2 separate regions of the Homo sapiens genome follow, and region 1 is linked to region 2. Evidence: read pairs that join two places in POLR2A ChIA-PET (ENCODE). Cell type or tissue: HepG2. All regions are shown on one strand. Links, peaks and the distances in the headings refer to the core of each region. The heading gives the core; the rest is flanking DNA. Region 1 overlaps NFIC (nuclear factor I C). Region 2 holds the start of SMIM44 (small integral membrane protein 44).

Evidence for each region. Peaks named below come from ENCODE experiments on the same cell type or tissue, not always from the same donor. Only the 100,000 strongest peaks of a DNase experiment are listed, where the experiment ranks them.
Region 1: POLR2A ChIA-PET joins it to region 2 with 6 read pairs; 4 of 35 experiments call an interaction of 5 or more read pairs at or near these places.

Annotation. Positions count from the first base shown.
Region 1 is chr19:3,393,649-3,402,792 of GRCh38, reverse strand. The region is part of intron 2 of NFIC (nuclear factor I C); the gene reads right to left. Among named protein-coding and RNA genes, the nearest start is that of NFIC, 32 kb to the right of the region's middle. In HepG2, for the core only: no CTCF peak of the experiment used is centred there; DNase peaks (open chromatin) are centred at 4,032 and 5,102.
Region 2 is chr19:3,480,392-3,489,535 of GRCh38, reverse strand. SMIM44 (small integral membrane protein 44) reads left to right here and starts at 6,095. Exons shown (of 2, transcript NM_001395954.1): 1 at 6,095-6,334; 2 at 6,485-7,426. The coding sequence starts at 6,133. The coding sequence ends at 6,732. LOC105372246 (a long non-coding RNA gene) reads right to left here and starts at 6,558. Exons shown (of 5, transcript XR_936264.2): 1 at 6,250-6,558; 2 at 1,281-1,408. It overlaps SMIM24 (small integral membrane protein 24), which reads left to right and starts at 9,011. Exons shown (of 4, transcript NM_001136503.2): 1 at 9,011-9,139. The coding sequence starts at 9,073. RefSeq lists silencers at 4,337-4,386, 4,397-4,446 and an enhancer at 5,779-6,317. In HepG2, for the core only: a CTCF peak has its summit at 4,350 (motif pointing right); a DNase peak (open chromatin) is centred at 4,352.

The DNA.
Region 1 (9,144 bases), core at 2,889-6,888, 87 kb after region 2:
TCTGTTCCCTCTGTCTAAACAGCTAACTGCTTGCTCTCTCTTGAGATCTCTCCTGGTCTCAGCTCAAATGCTCCCTTCTCAGAGAGGTCTACGCTGAGCCCCTTCACCTCAAGCAGCCTCTGGCTACCCTCAATCTCAGCCTTCTGTTTTCTTTCCTTCAGAGGAAGTTAGTGATTGCCTATGGATTTGCTTAGTTGCTTAGTGACTGCACGGGTGTTTGCTCATCTCCCCAGTGGAATGTCACCTCCTTGAGGGCAGAGGCTTTGTCTGTCTAGATCTCTGTTGTGCCCTCAGTGGCTAGAATAAGGCCTGATACAGACTAGGTGCTCAATAAATATTTGTAGAAAGAAAGTTGAGAGGGAGGGATGAGCAGAGAGAAAAAGAGAGACAAGGAGACATGGTACATGGGGGAGTGGAAGGAGGAGGCATGAAAAGGAAGGACCGTCTGGGCGCAGTGGCTCCAGCCTGTAATCCCAGCACTGTGGGAGGCTGAGGCTGGGTGGATCACCTGAGGTCAGGCATTCGAGACTTGCCTGGTCGTCAACATGACAAAGCCCCATCTCTACTAAAAATACAAAAATTAGCTGGCTATAGTGGCACATGCCTGTAGTCCCAGCTACTTGGGAGGCTGAGGCAGGAGAATTGCTTGAACCCTGGAGGCGGAGGTTGCAGTCAGCTGAGATCGTGCCACTGCACTTCAGCCTGGGTGACAGAGTGAGACTTCGTCTCAAAAAAAAGAAAAAAAAATAAGAAAGAAAATAAATGAGAATAGGCTGGGTACGGTGGTTCACACCTGTAATCCTAGAACTTTGGGAGGTCGAGGCGGTTGGATCAATTGAGTTCAGGAGTTTGAGACCAGCCTGGCCAACATGGTGCAACTCCGTCTCTACTAAAAACACAAAAATTAGCTGGGTGAGGTGGTGCACACTTGTAGTCCCAGCTACTCAGGAGGCTGAGGCAGGAGAATCTCTTAAACCTGTGAGGCAGAGGTTGTAGTGAGCTGAGATCGCACCACTGCACTCCAGCCTGGGTGACAGAGCGAGACTCTGTCTAAAAAAAGAGAAAAAAAAAGAGAATAACCCTGCCATGTGGGTGGCGTACCTGGGTTAGGGCTGGGACCCTGGCAGGAGCCCAGAGCCCCACGGGCCTCCCGGGCACCAGGACCCATATCCCAGCTTGCCCGCTAACAAAGTCCTGATTGCAGGAGAGCTCCCAGGCGTGCCCAGTGCTGCGCCGCTCCCTTCCCTGCATGTGCCCAGGCAGGTGCGGCTTGCAGGCAGGAGACGGGGCAAGGAGAGCAAGGGCCAGCCTCAGATAAGGTATAAACGACCCAGGTGAGCAACTGAATCCTCACACCGTCGGAGTTGACCTGGATTCTGCCCCCTCCTCTGCCTCTGTCCCTGCTACCGCCTGCTTGCACCAGGGCGGTCCACTCTGCCCTGGTCCCCAGCTCCTGCCCTCACCCCCCACAGTCTGTCCTCCCTGCAGCAGGCAGAGGGTGCCTGTGAGCACCTGAGTCAGGGCTGGTCCCTCCTCTGCCCATAGCCCTCTATGGCTCCCACCTGCCTTGGGGTCAAAGCCCAAGTCCTTCCTACTGCCCACCAGGCCTTGCACAAACTGCCCTCCCCTCCTCCTTCTCTTCCTCTCCTCACTCTGCTGCAGCCACACAGGCCTCCTCACTGTTCCTCCAAAGTGCCAGGTGTGTCCTGCCGCAGGGCCTTTGCACGGGCTGTGCCCTCTGCCTGGAACGCCTTCCCCCAGTTCTTCATATAACTGGTTCCTCCTCACTTCTCAGGTCTCAGCTCAAATGTCAGGTCCTCAGACAGCCTTTCAGGGACCTCCCCAGCACAGCCCATCAGCCTCTTTTCCTTTGGCCTTCTTTATTTTTCTTGATAGTCCTTATCGCTAAACTGACATTTATTTCTTTTTATTTTTATTATTATTATTTTTTGAGACGGAGTCTCGCTCTGTGGCCCCAGCTGGAGTGTAGTGGTACAATCTCGGCTCACTGCAACCTCCGCCTTCCGGGTTCAAGCGATTCTCCTGCCTCAGCCCCTGCCAGTGGCTGGATTACAGGCGCATACCGCTATGCCTGGCTAATGTTTTGTATTTTTAGTAGGAACGGGGTTTCACCATGTTGGCCAGGCTGGTCTTGAACTCCTGACCTCAGGTGATCTGCCCGCCTCGGCCCCCCACAGTGCTGGGATGACAGGCGTGAGCCACCGCACTAAGCCTAAACTGACATTTATTTCTTGTTCTTTGCCCATCGCCTGAACCAAACTGTGAGTTCCACGAGGGCAGAATTTTTTTTTTTCTGAGACAGAGTCTCACTCTGTCACCCAGGCTGGAGTGCAGTGGCGTGATCTCGGCTCACTGCAAGCTCCGCCTCCCAGGTTCACACCATTCTCCTGCCTCAGCCTCCTGAGGATCTGGGACAACAGGCACCTGCCATCACGCCTGGCTAATTTTTTTTGTATTTTTAGTAGAGACGGGGTTTCACCATGTTAGCCAGGATGGTCTCGATCTCCTGACCTCATGATCCGCCCACCTCAGCCTCCCAAAGTGCTGGGATTACAGGTGTGAGCCACCGTGCCTGGCCAGGGCCGAATTTTTATCTGTCCTGTTCACTGCAGTATCCCAGCGCCTGGAGCAGTGCCTGGCATACAGTAGGAGCTTACTAAATATTTATTGGCTGCAAAGTGGTTCCACTGGATGAGTGCTGACAGTGTCTGTGCTCCGTGCTGTCCTAAACTCTTTTGTTTTCAAAAATTTTTGAGACAGAGATTTGCTATGTTGCCCAGGCTGGTCTCAAACTCCTGGGCTCAAGCGATCCTCCCGCCTCAGCCTCCCAAAGGGCTGGGATTAGAGGTGTGAGTCACTGTGCCCAGCCTATTTTTATTTTTATTTACTTATTTATTTTTTGAGATGGAGTCTTGCTCTGTCACCCAGGCTAGAGTGCAGTGGCACGATCTCGGCTCACTACAATCTCCGCCTCCCAGGTTCAAGTGATTCTTCTGCCTCAGCCTCCCCAGTAGCTGGGATTACAGGCTCCCACCACACGCCCAGCTAATTTTTGTATTTTTAGTAGAGACGGGGTTTCCCCTTGTTGGCCAGGCTGGTCTGGAACTCTTGATCTCAAGTGATCTGTCTTCCTCGGCTTCCCAAAGTGCTGGGATTATAGGCATGAGCCACCATGCCTGGCCTATTTTTATTTTTTGAGACAGGGTGTTGCTCTGTCACCCAGGCTGGAGTGCAGTGGCCCAATCACAGCTCACTGCAGCCTCAACCTCCCAGACTTGAGCAATCCTCCTGCCGCGACCTCTCGAGTGGCTGGGGCTACAGGCACACATCACCATGCCTGGCTAAGTTTTATTTTTTGTAGAGATGGGCATCTCACTATGTTGCCCAGGCTGGTCTTGAACTCCTGGCCTCAAGTGATCCTCCCGTCTCAGCCTCTCAAAGCGCTGGGATTACAGGTGTGAGCCACCATGCCTGGCGGGCATGTAAACTCTTAATATGTCTTATTGACTCTCCCTCAGCAACCCCACAGAGCAGGCGCTATTTTATAGATGGGGAAACTGAGGCCCAGAGAGGGGATGCCACCTGCCTGAGGCCACACAGTGAACAGGCAGCAGGGCCAGGACCCTCCAGGACCTCACGTCTTCCTGCATTGCCCCACTGTGCAGAAGGGGAGGCTGAGGCTCAGAGACAGGGACTTAACCAGGTGACACCCAGAGCCAGCGTCACAGCCCAAGCCTCTGCCCAAGCACTGGGCGTGGTCCTCCGCTCAGCTGAACCCCCGCCCTGGGGAAAGAATATAGTGATGATAAACAACATCCACAAAAATAATCATAACGACATTAATGGCGGCCTTGCTGAGGGCGGAGTCCGCAGCTCGCCTATGAATTCGCACCAGTGCCCGTGGAGGGAGCCGCGGGGGACGCCGGTCCCTTTAAGAGCCTCCCCCTCCCCAGCTGGGCGCTGGCCCGGCCTCCCCTTATGTAAGCGGGCCGGCTGCCCTTGCATAAACTGGTTACATAAGGCAGCGAGGCACAGGCTTGTCCATCCGGCAGCAACCTGTCCCGGGCTGTCTGTGGGGCTGGCCTGGAGCACGGGAGCGTCGTAGCCACCCGGAGCTGTCACAGGGTACAGCCCGGGTCCGAGGGCCTCTGGGTTGACTCCTGCCTGGGGGATGCCTGGGATTCCCAGAGACAGCACAACCCCCTCCCAGGCAGAAGAAGGTGATGGTTTCCAGTGTGTGAAAGGATGGGGCTGTTCCCGTTGCTCTGAAGGTGAAACTGAGGCCCAGAGAGGGCAGGGGAGCAGCCTGAAGCTGCACAACCCTGAGCAGAGGGAGGAGGCGATGACACCAGAGTGAGATCCAGGCTGGGTGGCCTTTGCCTCTCAGCTCACTGCAACCTCTGCAGTGAGGCTTCCTCAGCAAGGCCTGGTATGCAGCTGGCGCTCAATAAGTGCGCCAGTGGAGGTGACACTTGGCAGTGTTTCAGGCCCTTCTCCCTAATACCCTCTAATTCCACGAACCGACTCAATCCTTGCGTAGCTCTCTGTGAAGCTAAGACAGCCATCGCCTCATTCTGCATTTGGGGAAACTGAGGCACGGAGCAAGGTGAAGAAGGAATTGCCAAGTCTGCACGGCGGATGAATGCTGGGCTGAAACAGCAGGTGCTCTATCAATGCACAGTGGGCGCCGGAAGAGTGTCAACTGTGTGCAAAATCCTGGATAATATGCCATCTGCCCAGCAACCCACAGGGGTGGCACCAAGGAGCCCCCTGATCTAGATGGGGAAACTGAGGCACAGAGAGATGAAGGGATTTATCCAAGGTCAAACCCAAACCCTATCACATCTCCTGCTCCAGACAGGCCTCCCCCAAGCCACGAGGGTGTGTAGGTACACAGCTCCCCACCCCCGTCAGACACATGAGTGGTCCACCTTGGGGAGGGTGTGGGATTTGGGAGTGGACGCAGCCTCCCCCGCTCACATTCTTTCTGAGCACTGGCCCTTTAAGGTAGCCACGCTGCCTGGGCATGTCCCAGGGTGACCCCAAGGGGCGGGTGTGGCCAGGAACAAGAGGCCCATTCAGCTGCCCCGTTGCCGCCACCTCCGGGCAGCCCACTGGGTGGGATGGGGGGCTGGGAGGAGACTCGCAAGGCCGGGAGAGAGAGCGAGGTGGGGTGGGAATAGACAGGGACTGAGACAAGGCAGCCTGGGGAGAATCAGAGGTAGAGAGACAGAGACAGAGTCACAGAGACACCCGACCTCAGATGCAGCTCACACCTCCCTGATTCCCCAGGTCCAGGGGTTTGAGACCTGCCCAGCCCCCAGCCTGGCTGCAGCCCTGAAGCTGCTCCTTGAGCCAGCTGAACCTGCGGCCTGCTCACCGGCACCAAAGCCCTGTAGGCCCAAAGGCAGGATCCGGAACGTTCCAGGGCAGTCCCTGCCATACCCCAAACAGCCCCTTTATGTGGTGCCCACTGTGGGTCCTGGGATCTCCCAGGCTTGGATTTAAATCCTGACTGTGCTCCTTAGCTATGTGACCTTAGGCCAGTGACTTTGCCTCTCTAGGCCTCAGTTTCCCCATCTGTTAAATGCTGTTAATGATCATTCCAACCTCAGCGGGTGGTTGTGAGACGGTGAGGTAGCTGCCAACAATGTGGTTTCCTGAGGGCTCAGATGAGCCAGGCACTTGGTAAGCCCTCAATACGCCTGCAATCCCCCCACAATGCACCCCAGACACGCATGCAGACACACCCCTGCCTCCCACTAGATGACACAACCGATCATGATGGCCACTGCTTTTTTGTTTGTTTGTTTGTTTGAGATGGAGTCTCACTCTGTCACCAGGCTGGAGTGCAATGGCGCGATCTCAGCTCACCGCAACCTCTGCCTCCTGGGTTCAAGCGATTCTCCTGCCTCAGCCTCCCGAGTAGCTGAGACTACAAGCATGTGCCACCACACCCAGCTAATTTTTGTAGGTTTAGTAGAGATAGGGTTTTGCCATGTTGGCCAGACTGGTCTCGAACTCCTGATCTCAGGTGATCCACCCACCTTGGCCTCTGCAAGTGCTGGGATTACAGGTGTGAGCCGCCGTGCTCGGCCCTGGGCCATTGCCTTTGAACAAAGCTCTGCAAGCTCTGGGCTACGAGCGGCCGTGGTGTCCCTGTTGGAAGTTCTCACATAGCTCTGTTCACCAGAAGGGACGCCTGGTGGTAGACAGGCTGGGATCCAGACCCAGTGAGGGTGTGCCCGAGGCCCCATAACAGCCTCTTGGAAACACACACTTTTTTTTTTTTTTTTTTTTGAGACGGAGTCTCACTCTGTTGCCCCGGCTGGAGTGCAGTGGCACGATCTCAGCTCACTGCAAGCTCCGCCTCCCAGGTCCACACCATTCTCCTCTCTCAGCCTCCCGAGTAGCTGGGACTACAGGCGCCCACCACCACGCCTGGCTAATATTTTCATATTTTTAGTAGAGACGGGGTTTCACCACGTTAGCCAGGATGGTCTGGATCTCCTCACCTCGTGATCCGCATACCTCAGCCTCCCAAAGTGCTGGGATTATAGGCGTGAGCCGCCGCGCCCGGCCCGGAAACACACACTTACAGCCAGGCTTCCCGTGCCCAGCATCCAAAGCACAACAGACAGTAACTGGGGGTCACCACCAGTCCTCACAACTGCTCTCCTTGCGCCCAAATACCTCCCGCCACAGTGGAGTCCTGCTCCAGCCCTAACCAATATGGAAGAAAGCTCAAAGAGCCTGAAATCCCAGCATGGGCCACATAGTGAGACCTCCTGTCTACGAAAAATAAAAATAAGGCCGGGCATGGTAGTTCATGCCTGTCATCCCAGCACTTTGGGACCCGAGGTCAGGAGTTCAAGACCAGCCTGGCCAACATGGAGAAATCCCATCTCTACTAAAAATACAAAAATTAGCCGGTGTGGTGGCACGCGCCTGTAATCCCAGGTACTCGGGAGGCTGAGGCAGGAGAATCGCTTGAACCCGGGAGGTGGAGGTTGCAGTGAGCCAAGATTGCGCCACTGCACTCCAGCCTGGGTGACAAAGCAAGACTCCGTCTCAAAAAGTAAATAAATAAATAAATAAAAATAAAAAATCAGCCAGGCGTAGTGGTGCACGCCTATACTGCCAGCTACCTGGGAGGCTGAAGCAGGAGGATCCCTTGAGCCTGAGAGATTGAGGCTGCAGTGAGCTATGAGTCCACCACAGCACTCCAGCCTGGGCAACATAGTGAGACCTCATCTCTACTAAAAAAAAAAAAAAAAAATCAACCATGGTGGTATGCGCCTGTAATCCCAGCCCCAGCGACTTAGGAGGCTAAGGTGGGAGGATCACTTGAACCTGGGAGTTGAAGGCTGCAGTGAGCTGTGATTGCACCACTGAACTCCAGTCTGGGCAAAAGAGTTAGATTCTCACTCTGTTGCCCAGGCTGGAGTACAGTGGTGCGATCTCTGCTGACTGCAGCCTCTGCCTCCCGGATTGAAGTGATTCTCCTGCCTCAGCCTCCCCAGTAGCTGGGATTACAGGTGTGCACCACCACACCTGGCTGATTTTTGTATTTTTAGTAGAGATGGGGTTTCACCACGTTGGCCAGGCTGGTCTCGAACTCCTGACCTCGGGAGATCCGCCCGTCTCGGCTTCCCAAAGTGCTGGGATGACAGGTGTGAGCCACCGCGCCCAGCCTCCTTGGATTTTCAAGCAACCAGTTTGGAAGGTCTAGAACCTGCCCTCACGTTTTCGAGAACCCAACTTGGGAGACTGGAGATCTGCTTCCGAATTCTCTGGAACAGCAGCCTCCAACCTTCTTGGCCCCAGGGACCGATTTCATGGAAGACAATTTTTCCAGGGACGGGGTGAGTGGGGAGATGGTTCTGGGATGAAACTAGACATTAGACATTAGTCAGATTCTCCTAAGGAGCACGCAACCTGGATCCCTCCTATGTTCAGTTCACCATGGGGTTCATGCTCGTAGGGGCACCCAGAGCCGCCCGCTGATCTGACGGGAGGTGGAGCTCAGGTGAGAATGGTCACTTGCCCTAAGCTCAACTCCTGCTGAGTGGCCAGGTTCCTCCCAGGCACGGAACCCGTCTGTGGCCCGGGGGTCGGGAACCCCTGCTCTGGAACTCAGATGTCTTAGCACGGCCTGCCCAATACAGCAGCCCCTGGCCACGTGTGACATCCAGTGCTTGAAATGTGGTCTGTCCAAATTTCAGACTTAGTGTAAGCGGGTGGGGGGTGGGTGGGGAAAAGATCATAAAATACCTCGATAACTTTTTTTTTGAGTTGAAGTCTTGCTCTGTCACCCAGGCTGGAATGCAGTGACACAATCACAGCTCGCTGGAGCCCCACATTCCTGGGCTCAAGCGATCTTCCCACCTCAGCCTCCTGAGTAGCTGGGACCGCAGGTTCACGCCACCACGCCTGGCTAATTTTTTAATTTTTTTGTAGAGACAAGGTCTTAGTATGTTGGCCAGGCTGGTCTCAAACTCCTGACCTCAAGTGATCCTCCCACCTCAGCCTCCCAAAGGGCTGGGATTCCAGGCGTGAGCCACTGCACCCGACCAATAGACCAATAATTTTTCCTGTTGTTTATGGATTGCAATAGTATCATTCCAGATGCCCTGGGTTAAATAAAGTAATGTTAAAATTAAACATTTTAATGTTACTACTCGGGAAGCTGAGGCAGCTACTCGGGAGGCTGAGGCAGGAGAACTGCTTGAACCCAGGAGGTGGAGGTTGCAGTGAGCCGAGATTGCACCGCTGCACTCCAGCCTGGGCGACAGAGCGAGACTCTGTCTCAAGGAAAAAAAAAATTAACATTACTTAAAATAATGTTAAAATTAATTTCCCCAGTATACTTAAATTTACATTCTTAAGTGTGAGGACCAGAAAAATGTTAAATTATATGTGTGGTTGGAACTCTTTTTTTTTTTTTTTTTTTTTGAGACAGAGTCTCACTCTGTTGCCCAGGCTGGAGTGCAGTGGCACGATCCCAGCTCACTGTAGCCTCTGCCTCCTGGGTTTAAGCGATTCTCCTGTCTCAGCCTCCTGAGAGTAGCTGGGATTACAGGTTCGCGCCACCACGCCCGGCTCATTTTTGTATTTTTAGTA
Region 2 (9,144 bases), core at 2,169-6,168:
GGTCTCAAATTCCTGACCTCAGGTGATCCACCCGCCTCGGCTTCCCAAAGTGCTGAGATTACAGGCATGAGCCACCACACCCAGCCTTTTTTTTGCCTCCCCCCGAGATGGAGTCTTGCTCTGTCACCCAGGCTGGAGTGCATTGGCGTGATCTCAGCTCACTGCAACCTCTGCCTCCCGGGTTCAAGTGATTCTCTTGCCTCAGCCTCCCAAGTAGCTGGGATTACAGGCACGTGCCACCATGCACGCCCAGCTAATTTTTGTATTCTTAGTAGAGATGGGGTTTCACCATGTTGGCCAGGCTGGTCTTGAACTCTTGACCTTGTGATCAGCCCGCCTTGGCCTCCCAAAGTGCTGAGATTACAGACGTGAGCCACTGCGCTTGGCTCACTTTTTTTTTTTTTAAATGGAGAGGGTCTCCCTCTGTCTCCCAGGCTGTAGTGCAGTGGCTGATCACTGCAGCTTACTGCAGCCTCAACCTCCTGGGCTCAAGCGATCCTCCTATCTTGGCCTCCCAAGCAGTTGGGACCTCAGGTTTGCCCCACTGTGCCTGAGTAATATTTGTATTTTTTTGTAGAGACGGGGTCTCAGTATGTTTTGTTCTGTGTTGAGACAGGGTCTCACTCTGTTGCCCAGGCTGGAGTGCGGTGGTGCAATCTCAGCTCATTGCAACCTCTGCCTCCCAGGTTTAAGCAATTCTTGTGCCTCAGCCTGCTGAGTAGCTGGGACTACAGGCACATGCCTCTATGCCTGGCTGATTTTTGTATTTTTAGTAGAGACAGGGTTTCACCATGTTGGCCTGGCTGGTCTTGAACTCCTGGCCTCAAATGATCTGCCCTCCTCAGCCTCCCAAAGTGCTGGGATTATAGATATGAGCCACGTGCCTGGCCATCTTGTTTATGTTTTAGAGACAGAGTGTTGCTCTATTGCCCAGGCTGGAGAGCAGTGGCTCGATCTAAGCTCGCTGCAACTTCTGTCTCCCAGGCTCAAGTGATCCTCCCACCTCAGCCTCCTGAGCAGCCAACATCCATTCTACTATGGTTCCGTGGGGCTCTCTCTCTTGCGATCTGTTCTGTCACTTTCTTGTTGGCCTCCAACCTCCCTCATCCTCACTCAGCTGATGACCTTGCTTTCGGCTTCAGTGAAAAAATCAAGCAGACCTTCCGCACACCCCACCAACAGCTGTGCCCGCCTGCCTGTCCCTGTGCCGTGCATGCTGCCTCCCCTCCTGCCTGCTAACGCTGGCTGATGAACTGTTGGTTCTGCTAGCCAAGACTTACCTAAGATCCTTGTGGCTGTGCAACAGATTACTCCAAACTTAGCAGCTTCAAACAGCTGGACTTGGGTCAAATCGTGTCCCCCGAAAAGGCTTGTCCAGGTGGTAACCCCTGGTACCCATGAATGTGACCTGATTTGGAAATAGAGTCTTTGCAGGTGTTGTTAAGGATCTCAGCATGAGATCATCCTGGATTTAGGGTAGACCCTACATCCAATGACCAGTGTCCTTACAGAGACAGAAAAGTGGACCTGAGCACAGAGGCACATGCCTATAGTCCCAGCTACTCTAGAGGCCAAGGCAGGATCGCTTATGCCCAGGAGTTCAAGACCAGCCTGGGCACCATAGTGAGACCCCCATCTCTTTAATTAAAAAAAAAAAAAAAAAGACAAGGCCGGATGCGGTGGCTCACACCTGTAATCCCAGCACTTTGGGAAGTCAAGGCAGGTGGATCACCTGAGGTCAGGAGTTCGAGACCAGCCTGGACAACATGGTGAAACCCCATCTCTACTGAAAATACAAAAATTAGCTGGGTGTGGTGGTGCATGCCTGTAATCCCAGCTACTCAGGAGGCTGAGGCAGGAGAATCACTTGAACCCAAGAGGCAGAGGTTGCAGTGAGCCGAAATCGTGTGCCATTGCGCTCCAGCCTGGGTGACAAGAGCAAGACTCCATCTTAAATAAAGAAGACAAGAAAACCCCCAGAGACAGAGGAAAGAAGACAGATACCTTTCCTGTGGGTCACGAGTCTGGGAGCAGCAAGCGTATCTGGATGTTTCTGGCTTTGGGTGTTTCATGAAGTTGCAATCAAGCTGTCGGCCAGGGCTGCCTCATCTGAAGGCTCAACTGGGGCCGAAGGAGCCACTTCCAAGGTGGCACCTTCCAATGTGACATTGGCTGCCTGAGCCACCTCTTTTCCTCACCAACTCCTCGTCCTTCTCATCAACTCACAGCCATTACTTCAGCCCTTCCCCCTTTTCTCTCCTGCCTCCTTGGTTTCCTCTCTTTACCCATCAACACAGACCAGCTGCAATGTTTTTAAAACAACAAGAAAAAGCTGGGCACAGTGGCTCACACCTGTAATCCCGGCATTTTGTGAGGCTGAGGCAGGTAGGTCACTTGAGGTCAGGAGTTGGAGACCAGCCTGTCCAACATGGTGAAATCCTGTCTCTGCTAAAAATACAGACATTAACTGGGCATGGTGGCACATGCTTGTAGTCCCAGCTACCTGGAAGGCTGAGGTATGAGAATTGCTTAAACCTGGGAAGTGGAGGTTGCAATGAGCCGAGATGGCCCCACTGCACTCCAGCCTGGGCAACAGAGGGAGAGGGAGTCTTAAAAGAACACCACCACCACCAACAAAACAAAACCCTGGAAAGTAGTCCCAGCTATTTGGGAGGCTGAAGCAGGAGAACCACTTGAACCCGGGAGGCAGAGGTTGCAGTGAGGAGATCATACCACTGCACTCCAGTCTGGGTGACACAGCGAGACTCTGTCTCAAAAACAAACAAAAATATAAAAAGCCACCCTCACCGGGCGCAGTGGCTCACGCCTATAATCCCAGCACTTTGGGAGGCTGCGGTGGGTGGATCAAGAGGTCAGGAGATCGAGACCATCCTGGCTAACACAGTGAAACCCCGTCTCTACTAAAAGTACAAAAAAAAAAATTAGCCGGGCGTGGTGGCGGGCGCCTGTAGTCCCAGCTACTTGGGAAGCTGAAGCAGGAGAATGGCGTGAACCCGGAAGGCAGAGCTTGCAGTGAGCTGAGATCGCGCCACTGCACTCCAGTCTGGGCGACAGAGAGAGACTCTGTCTCAAAATAAAATAAAATCATAAATAAAATAAAATAAAAAGCCACCCCCTTTTTTGTAGAGACAAGATCTAGCTGTGTCACCTAGGCTGGAGTACAGTGGCACAATCTTAGCTCACTCCAGCCTCCAGCTCCTGGGCTTAAGCAATCTTCCTGCCTCAGCCTCTCAAGTCCCTGGGACTACAGACATGAGCCACCACCTGGCAAGGGTCACACTTTTTTTTGTTTGTTTGTTTTTGAGATGGAGTTTCGCTCTGTTGCCCAGGCTGGAGTGTAGTGGCGGGATCTCGGCTCACTGCAACCTCCGCCTCCCGGGTTCAAGCGATTCTCCTGCCTTAGCCTCCCGAGTAGCTGGGATTATAGGCACATGTCACCACGCCTGGCTAATTTTTGTATTTTTAGTAGAGATGGGGTTTCACCATGTTGGTCAGGCTGGTCTTGAACTCCTGACCTCATGATCAGCGTTCCTCAGCCTCCCAAAGTGCTGGGATTACAGGCGTGAGCCACCACGCCCGCCCGGGAAGGCTCACACTTCTACACATTGTTGAATTTCCTCCTCCCAACACCCCAGGAAACTTTACCCACCCCATTGTAGAGAGAAGCCAGGGAACCCTGGAGAGCCAAGGTCATGCTGTGACGGGCAGAGCTGGGATTTGAACCCAGGTCTTCCTCACCACCACCTCCTACTGCCTTGTCCTGGCTTCCCTGGCCCCTGGCTACTTGGAATTCCTTGTGTTTCTCCCCAGGTTTCTCCTCTGCAATGTTCCTAACTCAGGAAATGGCAACACCATCATTGCAGGCATTTAGTCTAAAAACAGATTTTTTTAATGAAAAATCGATCCCAAGGCTGGGTGCGGTGGCACATGCCTGTAATCCCAGCACTTTGTGAGGCTGAGGCAGGAGGATCGCTTGAGCCCAGGAGTTAAAGAGCAGCCTGGGCAACATAGTGAGACCCTGTTCCTATAAAAAAAAATACAGAAAATTAGGTAGGTGTGGGGGCACAGACCTGTAGTCCCAGCTACTCAGGAGGCTGAGGCAGGAGGATCGCTTGAGCCTGGGCAGTCAAGGCTGCAGTGAGCCAAGATCCCACCACTGCACCACTGCACTCCAGCTTGGGTGACAGAGCAAGGCCCTGTCTCAAAAAAAAAAAAAAAAAAAAAAAATGTCCATCTCAAATCTGCCTACTTTCCTTCCACTAGGACCAGCTCAGTCCCCTCCTGGCTCCTCCTCTGGCCCCCATAGTCCGTTCTCCCCAAAGCAGCCACCAGGGGGCACCTGTGAGCACCTGGGTCCGGACCCATCCCTCCTCTGCCCACAGCCCTCCATGGCTCCCACATTCCTCAGGGTCTAGGCCGAAGTCTTCCTCACAGTCTACACGGCCCTGCAGGACCTGCCCTGACAGCTCCCCATCCTCCCCTCCCCCCCACTCCCCCGGCTCACTCTGCTCCAGCCACACTGGCCTCCTCACTGTTCCTCCAACACGCCAGGCACAGTCCTGCCCCAGGGCCTTTGCAGGGGCTGTGCCCTCTGCTTGGAACTCTCTTTCCCCTGGATCTCCCATGGCTGGTTCCCTTTTTCCTCCAGGTCTTTGCTCAAATGTCACCTCCTCAGTGATGCCTTGGCAGCCCAATTTTTTTTTTTTCTTGAGATAGTCTCACTCTGTCACCCAGGTTGTAGTACAGGGGTGCAATCATAGCTCACTGCAGCCTTGAACTCCTGGGCTCAAGCAATCCTCCCACCTCAGCCTCCTGAGTAGCTGGGACTACAGGCACTCACCACGCCTGGCTAGTTTTTAAAGTTTTTGTAGAGATGCAGTCTTGCTATGTTGCCCAGAGAGATCTTGAACTTCTGGATCAAGTGATCCTCTTGCCTCAGCCTCCCAAAGTGCTGGGACTATAGGCGTGAGCCACGGCGCCCAGCCACACCTCCCTTTCTAACCTAATATATCATTTACTCTAAGGTTATGTTTCTTTCTTAGCATCCATCTCCCTCCCTGGAATGTCAGGTTTTGGTCTTTCTTTTTTTTTTTTTTTTTTGTTACGGAGTTTCGCTATGTTGCCCAGGCTGGAGTGCAGTGGGATGATCTCGGCTCACTGCAACCTCCACCTCCCAGGTTCAAGCGATTCTCCTGACTCAGCCTCCCGAGTAGCTGGGACTACAGGCGCCCGCCACCACGCCCAGCTAGGTTTTGCATTTTTAGTAGAGACAGGGTTTCACCATGTTGGCCGGGCTGGTCTCAAACTCCTGTCTCAAGTGATCCGCCCACCTCGGCCTTCCAAAGTGCTGGGATTACAGGCGTGAGCTCCTGCGCCCGGCCTGGTCTTTCTTACTCATAGCTGTGTCCCAGCACCTAAGAGAGTGCCCAGCCATAGTCGCTGCTCAATACATATTCGATGAATGAATGAAGAGCCAGGCACGGTGGCGAGGACCTGTAGTTCCTGCTACTTGGGAGACTGAGGCGGGGGGATCGCTTGAGCCCAGGAGGTTGAGGGTGCAGTGAGCTATGATCGCGTCACTGCACTCCAGCACTCAGGGCGACAGAGCGAGACCCTGTCTCAAAAATAATAATAATATTAGCCAGGCATAGTGGCGGGCACCTGTAATCCCAGCTACTCCGGAGGCTGAGGTGGGAGAATCACTTGCACCCGGGAGGCAGAGGTTGCAGTGAGCTGAGATCTCGCCTTTGCACTCCAGCCTGGGTGACAAGAGTGAAACTCCGTCTCAAGAAAAATTAAATAAATAAAATAAAATAATAAGAATTAAAAAGATGAATGAATGAAGAGAGTGAGCCGGCCATGAGGAAATCTGGGCAGGGCGTTCCTGGGAGAAGGAAGCGCAGGTGCGGAGGCCCCGAGGTGGGGACGGCTGGGCAGAGTCGTGGCTGGAGCTGAGCAGGTAGGTTGCGGGTGGGCGGAAGTGATTTACAATGTGATTAACCCAGGCAGATGGTGGCCGTGGGGCAGCCGCCCAATCCTCTTAGCTCAAAGCCCCTTAATACTTCCGCTGTGTGGGTCACCTCCGGGCCTCCCCTGTGCCGGGCGGACACCATGCCGGGGCTGGCGGCCGAGGGGGAGGCCGAGGGCTGGAGCCCGTCCCCGCCGCTGTACGAGGAGTACCGGCCGCCGCCCCTGGACAGCATCCGCCTGCCCAGGTACGTGCTGTACCTGCTGCTGGCCGCGCTGGTGGTGGTGGCCGTCGCCTACGCCATCGTCGGGCACCTCATCAAAGACCTCGCCCACGACCTGGCCGGTGAGCTGCCCCCACCGAAACCCAGCTGGGGCCGATGCTGGGTCACCCTGGGTGGGTGGTCAGGGGATCCTAGTGCTTCTCCTAGCTGAGGAGGGGACAGAGGAGGGTGGCCGGGGCCGGGGAGTTGCCTCACCAGCTCCCTTGCCGCAGACTGGGCGTTTGGCCCGAAGCCAGACCAGGAGGCCGCACCCCGGGAGCTGCGCCCCAGCCTGACCGGCGAGGACTTGGAGGGGCTGGACCTGCAGCTGGCCCTGGCCTGGCAGGGCGAGGAGGACGCCGGCGGGGGTGGGGAGGGAGCCCCCTCTGAACCCCCGCCTCCCCCGGAGCCCCGCCGCCCCTCCATTGCCTTCAAGGACCCCCCATCCCGAAGCTCCTTCTGGAAGCTGATGGCAACTTGAATCCTGAATCCGGGTTCCGGACGCTTTGGCGGTCGTGTAGACAGAACTTACGCGCGCCGGAGCCCTTTCTGCAAACCCTGAGCTGCCCGGTCGCAGCGGACGGCTTTCTCCTTCCCAGCCGGCAGGTTCCGGGGGTTGGACGCTGGCGACTTTCACATACGCAGAGCCTGCCCGGCTCAGCCTCAGCCAAGCCGTCAGCAAACTGTGAATTAGAAACACTAGGGCGATTTAAAACGTTGTAATATTATCGGCCAACCTTACCGAGTGCTTAGCGTGTACCTGCTGCTGTGCAGAGCAGGCTTTTTCTATGCAGTATCTCATTTAATCCTCCGAGGTAGGACTGATCGCCCCCACTTAACAGATGGGGAAACCGAGGCACGCAGTGATGAAGTGGCTTCGCCAAGGTCTCAGAGCACAGAGTGCTTTTCTCAGAAAAAGCCCAGACAACTGACTGACTTTGGAGGGCAGGATCTCCAAGGCGGGTCCTGCCCCCACCCCCTCTGCTGGGCTCCCCTACCTCCAAATCTTCTCCAGCCCCCGCCTCGGCTGCTGGGTTTGCTTGTCTCTGGGGGGTGGTCCTGACTTCCTAATCAGATCGAGAGCTCCCAGACAGCACCAAGGCCTCCTTCTCTTCCAAGCCCTGCACAAGACGGGATACACAGTCAGAGTTTAATAGATGCCTGCCTGGCTGGTTCAAGCAGACCTGTGGCCATCCTGGGGCTGGGATGTGTGAGCCCCATCCTGCTGAGTGGCCGGTCTGCTCAGCGGTCATCCGCAGACCTCCGGAAGAGAGGAAGTGACAGCGACTCAGCAGGCGCTCCATAAACACCTGTGCGATGACGCCGGGCCTTCCTACCACTCGTCTGGGCCATGGCTGCTCCCGTGTCAGCTGGGGCGGGGTCCCCCTTCGCCCGGGCAGGGCCCACTATCTAATCAGCCGAGGGACCAAGGTTGAGGACAGGAGAGCCTGGAGCCTGAGTCATCAACGCTCCCGGGCATCCCCACGTGAGAGCGTCCCGGTTTGCAGGTGGACCACGGGCATGTGGCCTCTGCACACCTTCCCTGTCCCTGTGTGCTCCCATGGCTGCTTGTGGGTCCTCAGGGGCCAAGAGCCTGGGCGAGGCAGGATAAGCTGGGGGCGAGGCAGACCCGGCTTCAAATCCCAGGTCAGACCTGCTGCGTGACCTTGACTTTCCTGGGCACAATGAGACCGGCACCATTTCACGGGGTGTTAAGAAAAGGAAATGCGATCTGTGAAATTGCCGAGCACGGAGCCTCATGTGTACTCTGAGAGCACAAAAGGTGACTCTCAAATTTGCTTTGAGAGACAAGGTCTTGTTCTGTTGCCCAGGCTGGAGTGCGGTGGTGCATGCAGTGGTGCAGTCGTAGCTCGCTGCAGCCTCGAACTCCTGGGCTCAAGCGATCCTCTCACCTCAGTCTCTTTGAGTAGCTGAGACTACAGGTGCAGGCCACCATGCTCAGCTAAGTTTTACATTTTTTATTTTAGAGACGGGAGGAGGTTGGTCTGGAACTCCTGGCCTCAAGCGATTCTCCCGCCTTAGCCTCCCAGAGTGCTGGGATTACAGGCGTGAGACACTGTACCCAGCCTTGGTAACTCTTTGTATTTCTAATTTTTTTTATTTCCTTTGAGACAGGGTCTTCCTCTGTCACCCAGGCTGGAGTGCGGTGGTGCGGCCATAACTGGCTGCAGCCTCAAACTCCTGGGCTCAAGTGATCCTCCCACTTCAGCACACCCTAGTAGCTGGGCCTGCAGGTGCCCGCCGCGCCTGGCTAATTTTTCTATTTTTGTAGAGGTAGGGCTTGACTAAGTTGCCCAGGTTAGGCTCAAGGATCTGCCCGCGTTGGCCTCTCAATGTAGTGGGATTACAGGTGTGAGGCACTGGGTGGGCGCACCCTTCTTAAGATATTCCAGTTGTATTTGTGAGTTCCCCCTGTGTCCAGAGTGGCACGGGGCCTGGGCCGGGACGGGAGGTCGCAGCCATCTCAGCTCAGCCCCTGCAGCAGGGATCACAAAGGGGTGGCCCTGAGGCTGATGGTCCCCAGGGCAGGGTGCAGGGAGGAGGGACTCCCTCAGTTAATTGTTACACAGGTCCAGAGTCTGGCCTCCCGGAGGGAGAGCGATGGGGCAGGAGCTGGCAGGGGAGGGGCAGGATGCCCAATCAGGTGGTGCCAGGGGCGGGCCCCGCTCCCAGGTCTCAGGCATCCCCCGCCCGGGGACCGCCTGTGCCTTATCACGGGGAGGCAGGGCCTCGCCCACACCAAACCTGTGGACGCCGACCCGGGACCGCCGCTGGCTGGCTGCTGGCTCACTCGACCGTCATGGAGACCCTGGGGGCCCTTCTGGTGCTGGAGTTTCTGCTCCTCTCCCCGGTGGAGGCCCAGCAGGGTAGG